3 separate regions of the Homo sapiens genome follow, and all the other regions are linked to region 3. The links are chromatin contacts, found by Hi-C or POLR2A ChIA-PET in ENCODE. All regions are on one chromosome and are shown on one strand. The core of a region is the stretch at or near the end of the contact, and the rest is flanking DNA. Distances in the headings are between cores, read along the strand shown.

Region 1 (4,417 bases), core at 414-2,913, 250 kb before region 3:
TGGGCGCACCATTCAGAATGGGCCAGGCTCTGCTGCAGGGACAGATGAGCCCTAGAATTTCAGTAGCATAGCACAATAAAGCCTTATTTCTTGGTTGCTTCAAAGTCTAAAGGGATTCAGACGCTGTCCTCCATCCTGTAGGCTTTTGGAACATGTGCTTTTTGAGATTGCTAAGGTAGGAAAAGAAAGGGATGGAGGAAACAAATGCCCTCTTAGCCAGAAAGATATATACAGTGCCCCCGCTTTAATTCACTAGGACAAGTCACATGACCTGATCTAATTGCAAGGGAGGCTGGAAAATGGAGAGGGGCATAGGGAATATCCAGGAAGCAGGAATCATCTCTGCCACAATCAGCCACATACAAAATTAAAGCGAGTAAATCGATCTTTGCCCTCTTTCTATCTGGAAACCTGTGCCACTCTTTCTTTTCACCCTTTCTCTGCAAATGCAAGCTCCTAGACTGCCTCATTCCCTCAGAACTTGACTGTCCATCACTTGAGAATCAGTAGCACCAGAAGAAGACACTGCTTCCTCGGGAATCCGTTATTATCTATTAAAATGCAAAGCAAGTCTGTGTAATGACAGCACTTCTGGCCCAGTAGCAGGAAGAGTGAGGTGCCAACATAAATTATACATTTATCCAATTTGTGTTATAATGATGCTTCCTTTCATTGGATGCTCATTGTGTATTGCCACTTACTATATTTTATTGTTATTACTATTTTTTTTTTGAAAGTAGCAATAGTCAAGTCAAATCCCAAGTCTGAGACTTAGTGACCTTGAGCAAGTTACTTAACCTCTCAATCCTTCTATTTGCTCAACCATTTAAAATAAAGATAGTAATGCCACCTCCCTCACAGGCTTGTAGAAGATAAGAAATGACAGATGCAAGGTTCAAGTCATAAGACAGGTGCTCAAAACACAACGGCAAAAGCAGCACTGTTATAATAAAGAGCTGTTCGAACAGAAAGACTAACAATTATGGTTTTAAGGAACCAGGGTGGCAAACCCAGTTTGCCCACTGGACACTCTTTCCTGAGAGAAAGACAGAAGCTGACAGAAGAGAAAAAGGAAGTCAAGTAATTCCATAGGAGCCCTTTGAAAGGTTTGAGGCCCTGTTCCAGGTCTGGAGTGCAGCTGTGTGCACAGCCTGCAGAAACCACAAAGCAACCAGAAGCCCACACCAAATGGCCCTTCCATGGAGGGACTATAGGTTGCATCTCGATACTGTTTTCCCTCTAGCGAGCTTCAATTCCCCTCTGAATCCGTGCTTGGCAACCAAACAATGTTTTCATCCAAGGGAAGAGGTGGGTGGCATGCTAAGAATATTGACACAGCAGTGGCTTAATTAAATCTTTAGTTGGAAAAACACAGCTAATAGGTGGAGCTTTCCCTTGTGTCCCTCTCTGAGCAGCCAGCTTGCCGGGAGTCTGAGCTCTTGCCATCCATCCCCTAGTACCAGGGCTGGAGTTAATACCATCACTCTTACCATGACGTCACTTTGAAAGGTGCTGAAGTGTTGTTTGAAAACACAACCCAGATCTTGAAATCAGACACCTTCAGTGGAGAAACTCCCAGGGTAGAAATTCTGGGTGTGACCTTAGGCCAAGCAGAGACTTGGATGAAGTGACTCATGGTGTAGTGAGATATGAGTCGCAATAGGAGCTGGAACAGAGGTGGCAGAGGAACCCCGGGAGACAGAGGACTCACATTCTTGCCTCTCCAAGTCACCTACAGGCTGGCACCTGATCTTTCCTGTTAGACTGCATTTCTAGGTCACTTCAAGTTGAGAAATTCTGGGATCCCATACCAAGGGACAGGGAGGAAAACCAGCAGGAGAGGCCATCAGACCTTTATTTGATACAAGCCTCCAAAGTTTCCATTTCTTCCTCCTTCAATACCAGGACCAAGCATATTTCCCAATTCCTGTCGTGTTTCATGATATTTAATGTTTTTTAAGCATTTACAATGTGCCAGACCTGCACTGTCTAATACGGCAGTTGTTAGCCACACTTGGCTGTGCAGTCCTTAAAATGTGACTGGCTGAATTGAGATGTAAGAATAAAACACACACCAGATTCTGAAGATTTTATTTAAAAAAATGTAAAATATCTTATTAATAATTTTTTACATTGATGACACATTAGAATGATAATATTTTGTTGTTAAATATATATATACTATTATGTTTATATATAGCAAGACAATATACAGAAAGTTAAGGAAAATATTATTTAATTTAATTTCACCATTTCTTGGCATTTTAAAATTGTGGCTATTAGGAATTTAGGATTGCGCGTGTGGCTCACATGATGTTTCCATTGGACAGCCCTGTGGTGTTAGACTGTGCCGAGTACTTTTCATATATCACCTCATCTAACCTTCAAACAGCATCCTTGAGGTCATCTGCGTTTTACAGATGGGACCCTGCCCAAGGCCCCATGCTCCTCACCTCCCTGACTCCCCTCTTTACCTCCCGCCCCTTACTCACTTGCTCTACACCAGAGGCTCAGCTTCCTCTGTGTTCCCAGAAGTTCCAGGCACAGGTCGGCCTTGGGGCCTTTTATTCTTTTCTTTTTTTTATTATACTTTAGGTTTTAGGGTACATGTGCACAACGTGCAGGATAATTACATATGTATACATGCGCCATGTTGGTGTGCTGCACCCAGTAACTCGTCATTTAACATTAGGTATATCTCCAAATGCTATCCCTCCCCCATCCCCCCACCCCACAACAGGCCCCAGTGTGATGTTCCCCTTCCTGTGTCCATGTGTTCTCACGTTTCAATTCCCACCTATGAGTGAGAAAATGAGGTGTCTGGTTTTTTGTCCTTGCGATAGTTTGCTGAGAATGATGGTTTCCAGCTTCATCCGTGTCCCTTATGGGGCCTTTCTTCAACTGTCCCCTCTATCTGGAATGTTCTCTGTTCAGAGAGCTCCTTGGCAAATCCTTGGTTGATATTATCCAAATAGAGACTACATTTCAGCAGAATTTTAATGAATGATGCCCAGCTGCCTTCAAATTTTACTCTGTGTCTTCCCTCTGAAATGTATCCTGACAGTCCAACCTTTGCAACCCCCAATTTCCTCTCCTGCTCTACTTTGTTTTTTGTTTTTTTAAGAAGACAGAGTCTCATTCTGTCCCCCAGGTTGGAGTGCAGTGGTGTGATCACAGCTTACCGCAGCCTCCAACTCCTGGGTCCAAGGTATCCTCCTGCCTCTGCCTCCGGAGTAGCTGGGAATTTGGGCATGAGCCATGACTCCTAGCTCTGCTGTACTATGTTTTTACTAGCACTGTTTTCTAATATCACACAATTTATTCACTGAATATGCTCCTGAGTCTGCCAGTGCTAAAATGTAAGCTATCTAAGGGCAGAGACCTTGGTCAGTTTTGTGCCTTGCTAAAACCTAATCCCCTAGGACAGCGCCTAGCACTGAGTAGAGCTAATACCAGTTTGTAGGATGAATGACTGTGGTCCCTGATCTTCAGAGGTCATAGCTCAGTAGGGGAAACATCACAAATAAGAGTAGTGCCCACTGAGGGGATGTGTGATGGTGCAGGAGGCTCAGATGCAGGCAGCTAGGGAGATCAGTGATGCCTAGGGAAATAACACTGCATTTACTTAGCTAGAAGTTGCTGAGCCCTTCCTCCAGACCAGGACTGGACCAGCCATCGAGGACATGGCGGCAAAGCCATTACCCAAATGGGAATCAAGTTTGGCAGAATTTTAACTAAGAATCCCTAGTTCTTAACATCTATATTTTATCCCATCACCTGTGGAGTCCAGAGCACTTTAAATCTGACCTTGAAAATTAAGCAGGATGAGACGCTTGGGAAGAACATTCCTGAAATGATTTACCCATTTAAAGGTTCCCCCATGAAGTAATGCACCATATGTTCAAGGGACAACTAGGACTTCTTTATGGCTAGCATTTTTGATGAATAAAAGAGGGTGGTGGTAACAAATCTGAAAAAGTAGCCCAAGTCAACTGTGTGTGCCATGCTGAGGTGGTGAGACTTCCATCAGCAATAAGAAGGCATCTGAGATTTTAAAGTAGGAAACACCATCCAATTTATTTTTGAAAGACATAGTGGTGGCCATTTGGAGAATGGACAAGAGCAGGAGCCACTTAGGAGTCTGAAAAGCAGGCTGTATGAAAGAGAAGGGCTCCCACTGAGGGAGTGAGAGGGGAGACACTGAGAGGGATGGATAGGAGCAGAGACTCTAGGAGCGGAAGGGACAGGAACTAGGAGGATACCACAGGGGAGCTATGGAAAGAGGCTCTTGGGTGACTCCGATGGCTTCAGCATGGATGACTGGATGAATGGCAGAGTCACTGTCTGAGATGGAGAACAGGACAGAACACAGAGATCACGTCTAACCGAGGACCTCTTATGTTTGAGGTTTCTCTGC
Region 2 (4,093 bases), core at 1,093-3,592, 210 kb before region 3:
AGACATTTTAAGCTCTCTGAGAGTTCAATAAAAAATAAGCTTTTATAATCTAATAAAAAAATTTACTCACGCCTGTAATCCTAGCACTTTGGGAGGCCGAGGTAGGTGGATTACCTGAGGTCAGGAGTTTGAGACCAGCCTGGCCAACATCATGAAACCCCATCTCTACCAAAAATACAAAAATTAGCCAAGGGTGGTAGCAGGTGTCTGTAATCCCAGCTACTTGGGAGGCTGAGGCAGGAGAATCGCTTGAACCTGGGAGGTGGAGGTTGCAGTGAGCCAAGATCATGCCATAACACTCCACCCCTGGGCAACAAGAGCAAAACTCTGTCTCAAAAAAAAAAAAAAAAAAATGCCAGGTGCGGTGGCTCACGCCTGTAATCTCAGCACTTTGGGAGGCTGAGGTGGGTGGATCACGAAGTCAGGAGTTCGAGACCAGCTTGGCCAACATGATGAGACCCCCTTTCTACTAAAAAAATACAAAAAATTAGCCGGGCTTAGTGGTGGGAGCCTGTAATCCCAGCTACTCAGGAGGCTGAGGCAGGAGAATTGCTTGAACCCGGGAGGCAGAGGTTGCAGTGAGCCAAGATTGCGCCATTACACTCCAGCCCGGGCAACAGTGCAAAACTGTCTCAAAAAAAAAAAAAAATTACTTTAGCCTTAAATTCACAGAGACTAAAACATGGAAATAGTTGGATTAAACATGGGGACAGAGGAAAAACATGGGATAATGTTGGTCAAGTTCATACTACCCAAATGATAAAAGAAATTATAATTTATAATTTTGGTAATTTTAAGCATTCACTAGATTCCTCTAAAGATATTTTTCAGCATAAACCATATGCAAAGCTTTTGTACCAGTCTGGGCTTTTGGTGGCAAACAACAAAAAGGGGCACCGAAAGAAAGAACTTATGAGACAAATAGAGGGAAGCTTGGGAAATGTGTGAGACAGCTAGAGAGCAAGACTTGGAAGGAACCCAGGAAGGCAGAGAGCAGCTGTGATCCAGCCACAGGAGCAACAGTCATAGGACATGCCCAGTGGTGCCGGGGACCTCAGACACACTGTCACCACCACACCACCTTTAGGCCCTTCATTCCACAGCACTGGACACTTGCCTCTGCAGTTAGATCTGTATCATTTCCCAAAGACCCTCTGGAGAGTCCATATCGGGCGCCATCAACTTCTACCTTTCCTGGGATTCCCTCTCTAAAGAGAAAAGCATTCAGTGGCAGGCAGCCAATTATTTGTTTTCTGAATGTCTTTGGCAACATTATACCAAAAATGTGAGAATACACATGTGCTGCTCTGAGAAAGAGACAATGTGAGGATCTTCACAGCTGACACCAGGATTTCCTTTAAGAAGCAACTGTGTTAAGTAAAATTCTTTTATCAGAGTCTTGGAAAAGGTAAGCGTTCTGAGTGTCACAGGCTCCTCCTGCACCCAGGCTAACGAGAAGGGAAGTTGTCCTGAAAGTTGAAATGTCACCAACTGCAGGTCCCAGACCACCTGCGAGGGGAGGGAAGTGAAGCTGGGAGGGAGAGACGGGGAAGGAGGCAGCAGAGCTCCCGCTGGTGGAAGGCTGAGAACTCAATGATGTGGTCACCCCATGACTGCTTCACCCAACAATTTTCTTTTTCTAGAAAGTCTATCAAACTCATGAGACCTCAGTGTGAGAAATAAGTACATTCCTCATTATGGAAGCAAAGATGTTTCTTATTGGGAACAAAATGATGCCATCAAACTCAACAAGTGAACAAAGTCAGATAAGCAGAGAAAGTCAGGAGAATGTGGCCCCCCGTGTTACACACACACACACACACACACACACACACACGCTTACATTCCCCATATTCAGCAGAAATCTAGAGAGGGCCTCAGACTTCCACCAACCTAAGAGTGGATGCAGAAACATCCAAAGCAGTTAGGGGACAAAGTGACACCTAAGCTACCCAGAGATGAACAATCTAGTAAAAAAGACAAACTCATAGAAAAGTAAGATTAAATGAATGCAATCACAGTGTATCCAAATTCAGTGGGAAGTTCAACAGATGGAATAATTTAACAGAGAAAGGGACACATATTGTGTCCTTGTGAATAAAATATTGTGAGTAATATTTTAAGGTAAACTTTAATTAATGAGCAGAGTTTTGACAAGCAGAAGAGTGGCCTGGGGTAATGTGCAGGGAATAACATAAGAAAAGAAATAGGCAGATACAAATGTGCAACAGCTCAGGAAACAGGCTACTTCATGGAGGTTACGTGTCACAATGGCATGAAGGTAGGTTGAGCAGCCTCATCGTGTCAACTTTGAGCACCTACTAAGGATCTGGGACTTTATTCCCTTATAGGGCCATAGGAAGCCATGGCATGTTTCAACAAGGAGAAAGAAATATCTAATCTGCGTTTTAGAAAGATGATCATTTGTGGTGGTATGTAGAGCACGCTAATTTAGTAAGAGATTAGAGAGACAGAGAACAGCTGAAAGGTTATTGTGATAACATAAACAAGAATTGCCCACAGCTTGAGGCCAAGCAGTGGCAAGAGGGCAGAGATATGATGTGCAATGGGGATAAACTATGTATAACTGACTGACTGGCAGACACACAGCAAGAGGGGAAGAGTAGTTGAAGTCATGCCAATGTGTATAAAATGGACAATGAGAAGAGGAAGAGCTGGGACTTGAAAACAAAGGCTCCACTTAGTGAAGTTAAGGAAGCAAACATAATTTGGGAGTGTCCAATTTTATCAAATGTATCACAGAATCTGTTTTTGAGCTAAAATGTAAACCATGGCTATAATTCCCCAAAGTTAGTGTTCTGTCCTGAGATTATTGCAAACCAAGTCACTTGCCAGATTTCTTCAAAAATCTTGGGTTGTTGGAAATAGAATTTCATGCATTCTCACCTTAGGGGCTGGTGGAAGCCCTCATCTCTTCTCTGATGAGATGGCCCAGTGGTAATAGCCCAGCAGGGAGTGGAACCTTCAGGTTCAGAGGTATAGATGTGGGAACGAAAGTACATTCCCAGAGTGGAGAATGAAGACAGGACAGAAGTGAGGAACTCCGAAGCCCATCTCTAAAGGGTGAGCCAAAAGGGATCAGCCAGCAAAAGAGGAAAAGGGACAACAGATTTAGAACTGAAAGGAAAGGGATAGGAAGTGATAGGGAAAACAGCAGAGCTCATTCAAGTTGTCAGAAGGGTCTCTGCCTTCTCCTTTGAGAACTTTCTCACATACCAAAGCAGTCTTCCATCTGGCTCTGGAGAGATGTAGCTAACAACGAGATTTTTCCAGCAAGGGCAGCAACAACACTGTCATAATCATAGATGAAAGTGGACATTCTGACATTAATCTGAGGCCCCTACCTGGCTTCCACCAACTCCTAAGGTGGGAACGCATGAAATTCTATTTCCAACAACCCCAGAGTATTGAAGAAATCTGGCAGGCAACTTGGTTTGCAATAACTGCAGGACAGAACGCTAACTAACTTTTGGTGAATTATAGCCGTAGTTTCATTTTAGCTCAAAAACAGATTCTGTGATACATTTGATAAAATTGGACTCTCCCAAATTAAGTTTGCTTCCAGCCTGGGTGAGTTAGCCCACTGAAGGATCAATGGCCACCAAAAAAGAAAAGTAAATAAATAGAGCTGACAATAAAGGTACAATCAAAGCTCTAAACTAATATAGGACGAGGGCTTGGGGGTTGGGGGGAAGAGCTAGTAGGTCTTCAGCCCATGCCTAGAGGTGAAATGCAAATGTACTTCCAGAGATGGTTCCCCTCCCAGGCAAGGTGATGGGGCTGAGGGGGGAGCCCCGTGTTTAATGAACTCGAAGCAGGAGGGCTTCTACCCAGGAAAGGGCTGAAGACAGTAGTTCTCAAACTTGAGAGGACATCAGGATCACCTGGAAGGCTTATTAAAACAGAGATCACTGAGCCCCCTCCCCCACTCCAGGATTTCCAATTCAGGAAGTCTGAGGTCAGACCTGAGAATTTACTCTTTAGTAAGTTCCCATGCAATGTTGATGATGCTGGTCTGGAGACCACACTCTGTTAACCACTGATTAAAAGACAAGGAACTGTGGGTTTAGCT
Region 3 (4,524 bases), core at 2,019-4,518:
TTTTTTTTTTTTTTTGAGATGAGGTCTTGCCCTGTCACCCAGGTTGGAGCACAGTGGTGCGATCTCAGATCACTGCAAATTCCACCTCCCAGGTTCAGCCTCCCGAGAAGCTGGGATTACAGGCATCTGCCACCACACCTGGCTAATTTTTTTGTATTTTTAGTACAGACGGGTTTTCACCATGTTGGCCAGGCTGGTCTTGAACTCCTGACCTCAAGTGACCCACCCATCTCAGCCTCCCAAAGTGCTGGGATTACAGGCATGAGCCACCACACCCAGCCCATGTTAACAAATGTAAAAGGATGGAAATCATGCAATGCCTGCTCTCAGACCATAATGGAATTAAACTAGAAGTCAATAACAGAAAGAGAGCTGGAAAATCCTAAAATATTTGGAGATCAAACAACACACTTCTGAATAACTCAGGGGTCGAAGAAGAAATTTCAAGAGAAATTTTAAAATACTTTAAGCTGAATGAAAATGGAAACACAGCTCATTAAAATTTGTGGGATACAGCAGAAGTGGTGCTTAGAGGGAAGTTCACAGAATTGAATGCAAATATTAGAAAAGAAGAAAGAGTTACAATTAGTCATCCAAGTTTCCATCTTAGGAAACTGAAAATAGAAGAGCAAACTAAATTCAATGTAAGCAGAAGAAATGAAATAATTTTTTTAAATGGAGCAAATAAAATTTTTAAAGAAATTAATATAGAAAATCAATAAAATAAAAAAACTGGTTCTCTGAAAATAAGTCAATAAAATTGATGTCTTTGGCCAGTTAACCAGGAAAAAAAGAGGACAAAAATGACTAATATCAGAAATGAAAGAGGGGACAGATCTCATGGACATTAAATGGATAATAAAGAAATATTATAAGCAACTTTATGCCCAAATTTGATAACCTAGGTGAAATAAACCAATTTCTTGAAAGACACAATTTTCTAAAACTCACACAAGAAAAAATAGAGACTCTGAATAGACGTATATTTATTATTTATTTATTGACATGGAGTCTCGCTCTATCACCCAGGCTGGAGTGCAACGGCACAATCTCAGCTCACTGCAACCTCCAGCTCCCAGGTTCAAGTGATTCTTGTGCCTCAGCTTCCCAAGCAGCTAGGATTGCAGGCATGTGAGACCATGCTTGGCTAATTTTTTTATTTTTAGTAAGGATGGGGTTTCATCATGTTGGCCAGGCTTGTCTTGAACTCCTGACCTCAAGTAATTCACCCGCCTCAGCCTCCCAAAGTGCTGGGATTATAGGAGTTATAGACCTATATTTATTAAAGAAATTAAGTACATTATCAACCACCTTCCAAAATAGAAAGCACCAGGCTCAGTCACTAGCGAATTCTTCCAAACATTTAAGAAAGAAATTATACCAATTTCGTATAATCTTTTACAGAAGATAGAAGTAGAAAGAATACTTCTTAACTCATTCTATGAGGCCAACATTACCCTAATAACAAAACCAGACAAAGACATTACAAGAAAATTACAGACCAATATCTTTCATGAACATAGATGCAAAATGCTCAAAAAATAGCAAATCAAAACCAACAATGTCTAAAAGGGATTATAAACCACGACCAAGTGGGATTTATCTCAGGTATGCAAGGCTGGTTCAACATTCAAAACTCAATTGATGTAATACATGACATCTGCAGGGTAAAGAACAAACAAACATATGATCATCTCAAAACATGCAAAAAAAGTATTTTAAAAATTCAACATTCATTCATGACAAAAACTCTCAGTAATCAAGGCTAAATAGAGGGAAACTTCCTCAACCTGATAAGGAGTGTCTACAAAAACCTGCAGCTAACCTCATACCTAATGGTGAGAAACTGGAAGTTTTCCCATTAAGATCAGGATCAAAGCAAAGGCATCCTCTCTCAGTACTGCTTTTCAACATTGTATTGGAAGTCCTAGCTAATTCAATGAGACAAGAAAATGAAATAAAAGTTAAATAGATTGAGGAGGAAGAAATAAAACTGTCTTTTTTCACAGATGACATGATAGTCTACATAAAAAGCCCAAAAGAATCAACAGCAACAACAAAAAACACTCTTGGAACTAATAAGCAACTATAGTAAGTAAGGATGAAGGATGCAAGGTTAATACACAAAAGTCAATCACTTTCCCACATACCTGCAATGAGTAAGTAGAAACTGAAACACAATATCATTTATATTCACACTCAAAAAAAATGAAATACTTAGGTACAAATCTAACAAAATATGTACAAAATCTGTTCAAGGAAAGCTATAAAACTCTAAGAAAAGAACTAAATAAATGAAATATTCCATGTGCATGAATTGGAAGACTCAATATTATCAAGATGCAAGTTCTTCACAACTTGATGTATACATTCAGTGTAATACCAATCAAAATTTCAGTAAGGTAGGGTGCAGTGATGGGCACCTATAGTCCCAGCCACTTTGGAGGCTGAGGCAGGAAGATCACTCGAGCCTAGGAGTTTAAGACCAGACTGTGAAACATAGCAAGAATCTGTCTCAAAAAAAAGAAAGAAAGAGAGAGAGAAAGAGAAGAAAGAAAGAGAGAGAGAAAGAGAGAAAGAGGAAAGAAAGAAAGAGAAGAAAGAAAGGATAAGAAAAGAAAGAAAAAAAATCTCAGCAAGTTATTCTGTGGGTATTGAAACCTGATTTTAAAGTTTATTTGGAGAGACAAAAGACCCAGACCAGCTAACACAACATTGAAGTAAAAGAACAAAGCTAAAAGACTGACACTAAATGACCATAAAGCTACAGTAAGTAAGAGAGTCTGGTATTGGTGAAAGGAGAGACAAAAAGATCAATGGAACAGAATAGAGAGCTCAAAAATAGATCTACATAAAAATAGTCGAATGATTAATTTACTTTTTCTTTCTATATATTTATATTGCCTCATTTGTGCCAACATGCATATGTTACTTTCACAAACAGTAGCAGTAGCCAAAATTGAAAATTACAAATAGAAAAGAGAACACTAGTGAGGTGCCTGTGGAACTGGATCCATGATTCAGATTCATGATTCATTATCTTCAAGTTTTGTTTCATGCGCAACTCTATGGGTTGACTGTCTAGACGTGCACAACCAACCATATGCTAAGGAAGCAGCACAGAAATGGGAATTAGCTGTGAAACCGTCTCTATAGCTGCTCAAAAGGAAACAATAAAAATAGTTTCATAACACTCGAGATAAGACTACTGGACAAATACTGATCACTTGACGTCATTAAATCAAATGCCTTTTGTGTAAGTTCCTTGGGACAAATAAATCCAGAAGTATTTCTTGTGTGACTTGAAATATGAGTTAGGAAATCAGCAAAGATAAGATTTTAGCACTCTGGTGTGTTCAACAGATGCCACTCATCCTCCCTAACTCCCTAACTAAATCCCAGACATTTGCTTCAAGTCTAGAAGAGACTTGGAACTAACAGCCTATGTTGTTTTTAAGGAATTACTTTGTGTGTGTGCTCCTTCTCCTGAGAACCTACAAACATTAGCAGTATCGTAACTTGAAAGGCAGTATGAGATCATGGTTAAAGGTACAATCTCTTTACACAGAATGCCTGTGTTCAAATCTCAGCTCTGCCATTCACTGACTCGGAAAACTCACTCAACCTCCACACATAGTCAGCTTCCCCATCTATAAGGGGGTGATCTATAATCACCTCTAGGGATAGTTATGAAGACTAAATGGGTTAATATAGGTAAGGCATTTAAAATTGTGCCTGGCATTAAATAATGTAAGTTTTTGTGCATTAAAAACTTCTTATAGCCTTGGCACACTTTTCCAAAACTAGATATAATGTGATAATTTTTCTCATTCACTCAACACGCATGTGTTGACTCAGTGCCTCCTGCCTGCCAGGCATTGTGCTGGACATCTAGAATAATAGATGAATGAATGAATAAAGCTCATCATCTCTGTGATGAATGGTCCATTGCACGTTTCACAATGTGTAAAGAAGATCCTTTATAACCACCATCTCTTTTCAAAGCACAGGACAAATGGAAGCTGTTATTATTATGTAATTAGTGATGGAAGAATACACAAGCCAGGAACAGGACAGCTCAAGCTGGGTCCTTAAGGAGGAATACCACTAATAGGAGTGCGGCCACAGGGCTTGACACCCCAACTCAGCATTTGTGGCATGACCATAAATTATTGAGTCTAGAATCACAACAGTTTTCCTGTTACCTTAGAAATTTGGTGAGTTCCTTCAATGTCTGGTTAAGTTTAGAGCACTATGTCTCTAGGTAACCATGCAAATTCACACTGGCCCACATGCATAGGCCTGAGAAATCAGAACTGACCTAGAAAGAACCAGAAAATGGATCTAACAAAAAACAATGCTAAATCATGCACCATTCTTTTTATATTTTTCCCTTGGGTTTCATGGGATAAAGAGGAGAACTCGACAGGGCACGGTGGCTCACGCCTGTAATCCCAGTACTTTGGGAGGCCGAGGCGGGTGGATCACGAGGTCAGGAGATCGAGACCATCCTGGCTAACATGG

What was found. Hi-C counts contacts between places; a loop is a spot of excess contacts on that map. ChIA-PET counts read pairs that join two places held with the same protein, here RNA polymerase II (POLR2A). Pooled maps may share reads with other maps.
Region 1: a loop to region 3 is called in a pooled map, with 3 times the contacts of the local background. The contact joins two enhancer-like sites. A Hi-C loop is called at or near these places in 2 of 168 maps with a recorded cell type or tissue (PC-9 and sigmoid colon) and 4 of 50 pooled maps. POLR2A ChIA-PET finds 5 or more read pairs at or near these places in 2 of 52 experiments (A549 and AG04450).
Region 2: a pooled map shows a loop between it and region 3 (2.3-fold over the local background). The contact joins the promoter of LINC02834 here to the enhancer-like site in region 3. A Hi-C loop is called at or near these places in 2 of 168 maps with a recorded cell type or tissue (IMR-90 and uterus), 1 of 37 single-sample maps with no recorded cell type and 1 of 50 pooled maps. POLR2A ChIA-PET finds 5 or more read pairs at or near these places in 2 of 52 experiments (AG04450 and BJ).

Annotation. Positions count from the first base shown.
Region 1 is chr9:86,738,742-86,743,158 of GRCh38, reverse strand. No RefSeq gene overlaps it. Among named protein-coding and RNA genes, the nearest start is that of LINC02834, 33 kb to the right of the region's middle. Within about 2 kb of position 1,663, at least 5 of the 41 ENCODE cell types and tissues checked have a DNase peak (open chromatin) inside an H3K27ac peak, as active enhancers do; they include PC-9, where a contact is called at or near this core.
Region 2 is chr9:86,706,554-86,710,646 of GRCh38, reverse strand. LINC02834 (long intergenic non-protein coding RNA 2834) reads left to right here and starts at 2,342. Exons shown (of 3, transcript XR_930070.3): 1 at 2,342-2,432.
Region 3 is chr9:86,493,580-86,498,103 of GRCh38, reverse strand. The region is part of intron 1 of LOC102724080 (a long non-coding RNA gene); the gene reads right to left. Among named protein-coding and RNA genes, the nearest start is that of TUT7, 140 kb to the right of the region's middle. Within about 2 kb of position 3,268, at least 2 of the 41 ENCODE cell types and tissues checked have a DNase peak (open chromatin) inside an H3K27ac peak, as active enhancers do; they include PC-9, where a contact is called at or near this core.